Regions from separate parts of the Homo sapiens genome. Here all the other regions are linked to region 1. Evidence: chromatin contacts called from ENCODE Hi-C or POLR2A ChIA-PET data. All regions are on one chromosome and are shown on one strand. Each heading gives the region's core, a stretch centred on a gene start or an enhancer-like site at or near the end of the contact. The rest is flanking DNA. Distances are from core to core; before and after follow the strand shown.

Region 1 (2,959 bases), core at 428-2,927:
CAAAACAATCCTTTAACCCTAGGCAAAAGTTTACATTCCATGCCTTCTTATAATCTTTACTAAAAAACACATTTTACTGTTTTTACACACCTTGGATGTAAATCTATTTCTAGTAGCCTAGCAATTTTTAACTGTAAGGTAAAACTTGGTAAGTTGCTTTAATTGCGTGCTAACTAAAGCCAAGATTGGCCTTCTTAGTTAAGGGTGTGGTTAATTCCATATGTTCCCAGGCCTTACCAATTGTGAAGCCAGCAAGTCAAATAGTTCTCAAAACCCAAAAAGCAGCTTGTAACCTCAAAACACTTAGCATACCTTGCACCTGACATACATTTTACTAATAGTCTTTAGGACTGTTTTTATTTCTTAAAGATTAAAATCACGTGAGCTGAAAGGTACCATAGCTTTTCACTTCCCTTACAAAATACTTGATCAAAGGACTTGTCTTTCTTTAAGCCAAATTAATCAGAGCTCTTCTTACACACATCACACACAGTACACATACAGGTAGAAGAAAACCTAGTCGCTGGGTGGGGCCCTTTAAGAGACAGCTCTAGGAAAACATGCAGATGTCAAACCAGAAAGGGCTCATCCCCTATGGCAGGCTTGCCAAACAAAGCTTTGCCAAGTGGTTACCGGCCATGGCCCGCAGGATATAAAGCAAGATGGAGGCTTAATTTCACAACCAAAACTTTGCAGAAAATATAAACAGTGATGGTTGTTGCGGGCGGGAGGGGGCGGCGGCGGGGGGCGGGGGGTGCCTGGCCTAGCAAAACATCTTCTAAAAGAAAAAAAAAACTTTAAAACTTAACTTGCTGATTGGGTACAGAAAGGGAAAGAAAATAAACAGTTTAAAAATGCCTAGGGAAGTCCCGGTGCGGTGGCCCACGCCTGTAATCCCAGCACTTAGGGAGGCCGAGGCAGGCGGATCACGAGGTCAGGAGATCAAGACCATCCCGGCTAACACGGTGAAACCCCGTCTCTACTAAAAATACAGAAAAAAAATTAGCCAGCCGTGGTGGCGAGTGCCTGTAGTCCCAGCTACTTGGGAGGCTGAGGCAGGAGAATGGCGTGAACCCGGGAGGCGGAGCTTGCTGTGAGCCAAGATCGCGCCACTGCACTCCAGCCTGGGCGACGGAACGAGACTCAGTCTCAAAAAAAAAAAAAAAAAAATCCTGGGGAAGAACCTCTTATTCTTATGCAAGTGGTTTCTCCACCAGGGAGAAAAGTTTGATTACTGGCTGATGGAGCTGAATCTCTTGGCGGGGAAGGGGAAGGCTCCAGCCGTTCATGGCGGAAAATGCCAGCCAGCTGCCCCGGGATCCTTGAGCCGTGCCTCCCATTCCGGCAGGGAGTTGGGGGTGGAGGGGAGACACTGCTCACCAGTTGGTCCCAAAAAAGGAAGGAAAAGGTCAAGCAACAGTGAGAGGTTTTGAGTCTCCATTTCACTCACCGCTTCTGGTGCCCCCACATTGCGCGCCAAAAATGTTGCAGGACTTTTTCTTAGTTCAGCTGAAGATAAAGTTCTTGTCCGTCCCACGGCCATGAAAATTCAGGCTCGCAGATGATTTAAAGGGTGAGTAAGGCAGGGTTTTATTGGGTAAAAAGGGGAAAAAAGGGGGGACACAGGTATTCCCTCACAAGGTCAGACTCCCCTGCTAGAGCACTTCCCGCCTGCCGTTCGAATCCCAAGTTCCACACAGGAAGGGGAGGGGCCAGGCTCCTCAATGCTGCAAACCTGGCGAACTTCCCGAGGCTTCACCTCAGTGGAGAGGCTGGTTAGAATTTCTCCAGGGACCCTCTGTCACTTGGCTGTCTCAAAGGGATTTCTTTCTAATTGACAAATTAAGACAGCAACTTTGCATATAGCCCAGATGTCTACATTAAGAAAAAATTAGATTGGTCTATTGTCAAATGTAATCTCATTTTCCTAAATAATAACATGGTGACCCTCCTGAATTAAAAAGACAAGACCTAAAGTATTACATAAAAACTTTAAAACTTTGTTTTCCTCCAAATGAAGTGAAAATTAGACACCAGGGAGGTAACTGAGTTTCAAACCTGATTGTAACATTGAATATTTCAGCTTTGTCTAATATAAGCCTAAAGCATAAGAACAAGAAATGAAACAATGCTGATTCAAAGTGGAGTGTCAACTTGACCACTAAAAGTGAACCACTCCATAAAAGTAGGAACCCAAAGAGGTCCACTGATTCACAAAAGAAGATGCTGAGAAAACGTGCCTGTCTTGAACTTGGCATTGGGTAGAAGGAAAAAATATATTTTACATATGTGTCATATGTGACATATATGTGTCATATAGACATATGGGTAATCTGTGAAATAATATATGACAAGACAAAAATACGACATATATCACACACGACACATATATATCACTTATGATACAAATAAGCCACAATGACATATAGATGTATGTCATATGTGGCATATATTTGTCATATGCCATGTGTGACATGCATTAGTCATACAGCATATGAAATGTATGTCGTTTCATATGCCAAATATGTGACATGTGTCAAATATGCATCTTATGCGACATGTATAAGACATGAGTCACGTGACATAGGTGTGAAATATGACATGCGGCATGCATGTGGTGTGTCATACAGGGATCATATGGGTCATACATGACAAATGTGTGTCATATGTGTCATAGGCGACACGCGTCGTATGGAACGTGTGTTGTGTTATACACGCGACATACGTGTTGTGTGTGACATGTGTGTGACATGTATGTCACATACAAGTCGTTCGTAAGACGTTAGTTTCTATGTAAATATGCATGCCATGTGCGACGTGTATGTGACGTTTGCATGTGTCATATGTGACTTGTGTCAAATGAGAGTTATATTTCATGTCCCTGTCATCTGTGTCACGGATGTGGCACGAATGTGGTATGTATGTTACATGTGTCATAACATGCAAGTGCCATATGTGA
Region 2 (2,743 bases), core at 56-2,555, 41 kb after region 1:
CTTGTACATTTGCTGAAAGTTTGAATCAGGTGAGAGTGAAGGAAACAAGACCCTAGACAAAATAAAGAGGTAAACATCTGTCACCTTTGTCCTCCTGCTCCTTGTGTGACGAAGGTTGCCATGGTGCTAGAAGAGAACAGAACTCAAAGAAAACAAGCAAAATGTACTGAACGTAATATGAGGAATTTTTTTAAATCTTTGATTTTTTTTCCTCTGACTCAGACTTGGTGAGAAAATTTTCTGACTCACTCAGTATGTTATATACCATGTTAACAGTAACTTTTTCCAATATAGCATATACTCCAACCAGAGTAGTTTCAGCTTTTCCTATTTCATCCTGGGGCCCTCGGGGATGCAGCTATTGGGCTACTGTGTGTAGTTTCTGGTGATAAAGATTTCTGATGTAAAGGATTTCCAAGGGATGACAAAGTCCATGATGAGGGACTGGGTGTGGACAAAATAAGTGGTTTGGAGACAAAAGCCCTCAGCTTTTAAGGTGCGAAACAACCTCTGCCCTTTGTTTTCAAATAAGTCATATCTGGCTGATCAAAATAAATACTGTAGCACCATTTGGAAGCTTCCTCTGAAGAAAAATGCCTGCTCTGGGCCAAAAGCTGCAGCAGTGAGCCTGTTCCTGCCAAAGTGATTTTTCCCCCTTCTTTGTTCCTCTTGATAATCCTAACAGTCTTTTGTATGTACACAGAGCTGAAAGCTATAATAACCCCAATTTTACAGATAAAATAACTAAGGCTCAGGAACAGAACGAATCTTCCCCCAAAGTGCACGGCAGGACGGTAGTGAAGCTGGAGCTAAAGTCTGAATCTTCACATCCTGCTCCCTTCCTGCATGGCCAGCCTGGTCCCTGGCAGAGAAGACCAGTGTTTCTCCATGAGTTCATGTGCATCTGTGCGTGTGTCCTCTGTGCACTCAGGCCTCCAGGACTTTTGTCACCGTCCAGAATCACTGGTCTTGACCATGACACATTCTCCAAGAAGCTGAACTCCCGTTTTTGTTTGTTTGCTTATTTTTACACAGTAGCACATCTGTGTGCAAAAAGAGAGAATGTGGTGTCCAAGCTGCAGGATCTGACCCCCGAAGCCTCGCCAGCGGCGTCTGTCCGGCTTGCTCTTCTGTCTGAGCTGCGCTCCGGGGAGGCGCCTGGCTGTTTAGCCGCCGTATCCCCTGGCAATCTGTTCAGGAAAATAGACCAGAAAGGGCTGCCCAGGGCTGCGCCAGCTTCAGAATCCTGCTGCCATCTAGGGATGAGATGAAGCGTCTTCCCGCGTACAGCCGCCCTGATGGATCGCTGGGGCCTCGGGCGGGGTGCACCGCTGTCCTTTCGCCGCCGTCCGGGCGGCACTGCACGTGCAGCGCGCGGTCCCCCACCCAGCGCAGCCCGCAACACCCCTGGTCTGCCGCAGGAGACCCTGCCGATGCCACTCAGGGTCAAGACTCTGGCGCGGTGGAAACTGCAGAGCAAAAGGAAACACAGACAAAAACAGTGAGAAGGTAAAAAGAGAGCGAGAGAAAACAGCTAGGGAGCAAGGAGCAGAAACCCTGCAAGAACAGAGACAAAAAGCGGAAGGTCCATCAGCGGAAGCGGGCTGCCCTAATCACCTGCGATGCGTGTGTTTATGGAACCTTGTCACTGTCACCACGCTGGTGTCCACACGCAGCTTAATGAGGTCCAAAGCGCCAAGCTACTTTATTTTCCATATATGATTTTCAATGTTTCCTTTTGCAAAAAGGAGCGGGGGCTGTGTAGGGGGGAGTGCAGGGAATAGGGTGGTGGAGGAAGTTAAGGAGGGGAGGGGGGAGAGCGGAGAGGCTGGGTGGGCGGGGGAGATACTACTGCCTTTAGTAAAGATTGCATAGAAAATCCGGAAAGAGGAGACTTATGGAGTTAACTTTATTGTCTTATATTATGGTGTAAGCATCTCTTTCTTCTACAAACAGAACAATGGGCCTTTCAAAGAAGGGAAGGGGAGAGGGTTGACTGGTGGGGGGGTGGGCGGTGGGGGAAAGGGAGGGGTCAGGGATTGGGGAAAGGGTCCTGCTGTTGACTGGGAGGCCCTGCTGGGAAACTTCAAATCACATTCTTTCTGAAAGGAAGTGTTATTAAAAGTAACTTTAATCCTTCCAGCCAGACGGCTCATAAAAGCATACAATTAAGTCAAACAAATGACAAGAGCATTTTCTCTCCTACCTGTTTCCCCCTTCTGAGAGTAATTAGTACAGGCTAGTCTTGTCTCATTTCGTGCAAATAGAAGCAGAGCGCGGCTTTGGTAGGTGCCAGATTTTCTCTTACTTTCCTCAACCTGCCTCTTCCTTCCCTATCGCCCCACCCAAAACCCGGTTCAGCTCTTGGTACCAACCAGCCTGTCTGCAGATCCAGCCAAGAACAAAGGGGCGAATTTCAATATTTCCTCTTTGTGCAAGGTTAATTGAAAATCAAAAAGTCACTTTTCAAATGTCATATTAAACCCGCCACTGCATCAATTTCCTTTTGGTGCCCATCTCCATAGGCAAGAGAAAAGTGTTTTGCGGGGGAGGGAGGCGGGGGAAGTAAGGACACAATGAGGGAAAAGAGAGAGAAAGAAGTGAAGGGATTAAAAAAATCAGAGATACACACACACTTTGATTGCAGATAGGCTAACATGCAGCGGAAAATTGTTTCCCAGAGTGTCCTCAGTCAAAGGCAGCCTTTACATTCGATACTGCGTTACTTGATATTCCAGAGACA
Region 3 (2,955 bases), core at 107-2,606, 48 kb before region 1:
AAAAAAACTAAAAACTAAAGTTAAATCTCAGATTCATCACTTATTAACCATTTTATATTTATGAGGCTTAATCTGGGAATAATAAAAAGATAAATTTCATGGGAAAAAGATGCAAAAGAGAATGTATATGAAAGCACATTTAACATTAAATGCTATTATAAAATTGTATGAAATTATATAATATACATTTTTTGTATAATTGTATTCCATAACATAATAACGTGCAAATATAAAACCATCCTCAATAGAGTTTGTTTTTCTAGTACCTAAGATATATTTATATTTTCTATTTACTTCATGGCAGGAATTAGCCACTATCAGTTACTAGATAATACACTGAACAATTAGGAATTTTGAATTCTGTTGTAACCATTAGCAGACAACCATGTTATGTTAAACAAGCCACTCAACCTAAGATTATGTCTCCAGGTATCAAACAAGTTTGTCCCCAGCTCTAATATTTTAAAAAGCTCTATGTTTATTTCTGAGATTTTACTATTTTTTCTCTTCTACTTTTCATTTAATTTTAAGACAAATCTAATACAGGAAGTAAGTTAGAACAAAAGATGAAGACTTAAGGGAGAGTGACTTTGAAAATGGATTATTTCTTAAAAATACAAATTATAAAATTATGGGTCACAGAAAAATTAGTTTCCACTCCACTTCTCTCAAGCACATAAAAGCACTTACCAGCAGAACAGTTGCAACAGCTCAACGGTGCCCTGGAAAAGAAGAATTAGAGAAATGAGTCATTCTTAATGATTTTTGCCAAGGAAATATTCAAAATGTAGCTAGATAGGGCAAGATGAGAAAAAATTTCCTTGGTTGGAAAGTTTTCAGTGGCCTAGAAAAAAAAACACCCTTAAAACTCCATAAATACCAGTTAATTGGGGAAAAAATTATCATCTAATATTAAATGCTCATTAGCAAATAACAACAAAACACACACAGAGATACACATACATGCAAAAACAGTTACTAAAATAAATTCACATATCAAATGCCCCATAAGTACAAGGTACTGGGGGTAACATTAAGAGCTCTAAGATAACTCCTCGTCTCAACAAATATATAATCTAGGTGAAAAGAAAGACATACACAGATGTTCTGAATCAGTTAGGAGGACCATGACATCTTTCATCATCACTTGTCTTGATTCTGAACCTCTGACTTATATATGGCAGATACATACTTCCTAGATCTTTATTATCCCAGAATTGTCTCCTTCACCTTCTTGAAGTGGGTGTGCAGCTAAAGTGAGCTTACCTAGCCATCAGAGTCTCCATGGAATTCTCTGCGTATTTCAATATGGTCTGCATGTGACTTATTTCTGTACACTCTTACGATTCCTACCTTTGGACAAGAAACTGGGTCATGGGAGCAAGAGGGAGTTGGAGGAAAGAAAAGAAATCGGTACTGATTATCTACTTGTTGCCCTTTTCTTTGACATTGTCTTGTTTCTCTGACCACAGTCTTGTTCTGCCAGATTTGTTTCATTTTCTGCATGACTTCATCTGGATGGGCATTTCAAGCTGTGATTTCCAAGTTTGATCGTTCATTGTAGACCCTGTTATCACTGAAAAAGAGGCTTTAAAGTTCAAAGTAAGCTAGAATGAGCAATGTCTTAAAAGTTTGTATCTTTCTGATCCTTCTCTTCTGTTGGCTGCTTCAAAGAATGTCAAATTATTGTACATTGTGTAGCAAATATCTCCAATGGGTATTCTTTAAAAATGCACTCAGAAAACCAGTCTTCCAGCTCAAAGGTTTGATGGTGAAACCCCTTGTTATTAATGTAAAAAACTTGTTCTGTGAGCAGAACTTCAGCAGCCACAATTCTCCCACATAGTTCCCAGCTCATTGTTCTTGTCCTCAAATAGTGACTGAGGTGATCTGAATAGTTCCAGATTATTTGAAGTAACAATTGAACTCTGTTATCCACATGCACTGCATTCCTCACCACCCTCGGACACCAAAATGCCCCAAAGATGCTTTTGTACACCCTCCCTATTCGATCCTAGGCATGTTGTTAAAGCAAATGAAACAATTAAATCTTCTTTAACAAAGCATAGATATTCACCAGTTCTTACTCTTCCAGAATTCTAACCACAATCCATTCTTGTGTGAATGTCAGTTTCTATGGATCTGAGTTAAATAGATAATTGCTCAATTTCTACAAAAATATTTTTATCTAATCTAGTGGCATGATTATTTTTTACCTTCTTAGAACTCAAAAAAGAGTTTTGAAAATACACATAAAAAGGGAGCCCCCACCCCAGCCAAGGGAGGCGGTGACTGATTGTGCGACCTTGCCCGGGAAACCATGCTTTTCCTACAGATCTTTGCAACCCGTGGATCAGGAGATGCCCTAGTGACCCCATGTTACCAAGGACTTGGGTCCGAAGCATAGAGCTGTGTGGATTCTTGGCGGCCACTCAGGCATGCGTGGAGACCCAGGAGGTTTTGCATACTCCAGCCCTGGGAATTCCAGTGAGATAGGAGATCCTCTGTGCATTCCCCTTGGAAGGGGGCTGAAGCCAGGGAGCCAAGCGGTGTCATTCTGTGGGCCCCACTCCCATGGCACCTCTGGCACCTCACAAGTTAAAGACCCATTGGCCAGCCAGCTAGTGGCAGCAGACTGGAGACTGCCTGAAATGAGTTATCTGGGAGAGGGACAGCTGCCATTTCTGCGGCTCAAGTCAGCTGTTTTGGCCTGCCAGCTCCAGGGAGTCTGGGCAGTCCGGACTGGGAGGAATTTCCCATGGCACAGCACAGCTGCTGTGGCAGATCATGGCAAGACTGCTTCTTTAAGTGGGACCCCAATCCATCTCTCCTCACCAGGCCGGGGGAGAACTTCCCTATGGGAAGTTCAGCAATTCCAGCCAGGGTGTTAGGGACAGAACTCTGATCTCTCCCTGGGATGGAGCCACTGAAGGGAGGGGGGCAAACACCATATTT

What was found. Hi-C counts contacts between places; a loop is a spot of excess contacts on that map. ChIA-PET counts read pairs that join two places held with the same protein, here RNA polymerase II (POLR2A). Pooled maps may share reads with other maps.
Region 2: a loop to region 1 is called in a map of endothelial cell of umbilical vein, with 3 times the contacts of the local background. The contact joins the promoter of LINC01902 here to the enhancer-like site in region 1. A Hi-C loop is called at or near these places in 1 of 168 maps with a recorded cell type or tissue (endothelial cell of umbilical vein) and 1 of 50 pooled maps. POLR2A ChIA-PET finds 5 or more read pairs at or near these places in 2 of 52 experiments (MCF 10A and activated CD4-positive, alpha-beta T cell).
Region 3: a loop to region 1 is called in a map of Caco-2, with 4 times the contacts of the local background. The contact joins the promoter of MIR924HG here to the enhancer-like site in region 1. A Hi-C loop is called at or near these places in 2 of 168 maps with a recorded cell type or tissue (Caco-2 and lower leg skin) and 1 of 50 pooled maps. POLR2A ChIA-PET finds 5 or more read pairs at or near these places in 3 of 52 experiments (HEK293, MCF 10A and WTC11).

Annotation. Positions count from the first base shown.
Region 1 is chr18:39,798,619-39,801,577 of GRCh38, forward strand. No RefSeq gene overlaps it. Among named protein-coding and RNA genes, the nearest start is that of LINC01902, 42 kb to the right of the region's middle. Within about 2 kb of position 1,678, at least 5 of the 41 ENCODE cell types and tissues checked have a DNase peak (open chromatin) inside an H3K27ac peak, as active enhancers do; they include endothelial cell of umbilical vein, where a contact is called at or near this core.
Region 2 is chr18:39,840,404-39,843,146 of GRCh38, forward strand. It overlaps LINC01902 (long intergenic non-protein coding RNA 1902), which reads left to right and starts at 1,306. Exons shown (of 9, transcript NR_151703.1): 1 at 1,306-1,509. It overlaps LINC01901 (long intergenic non-protein coding RNA 1901), which reads right to left. Exons shown (of 4, transcript NR_187474.1): 4 at 1-1,469.
Region 3 is chr18:39,750,639-39,753,593 of GRCh38, forward strand. MIR924HG (MIR924 host gene) reads right to left here and starts at 1,357. Exons shown (of 4, transcript NR_024391.1): 1 at 1,267-1,357; 2 at 691-722.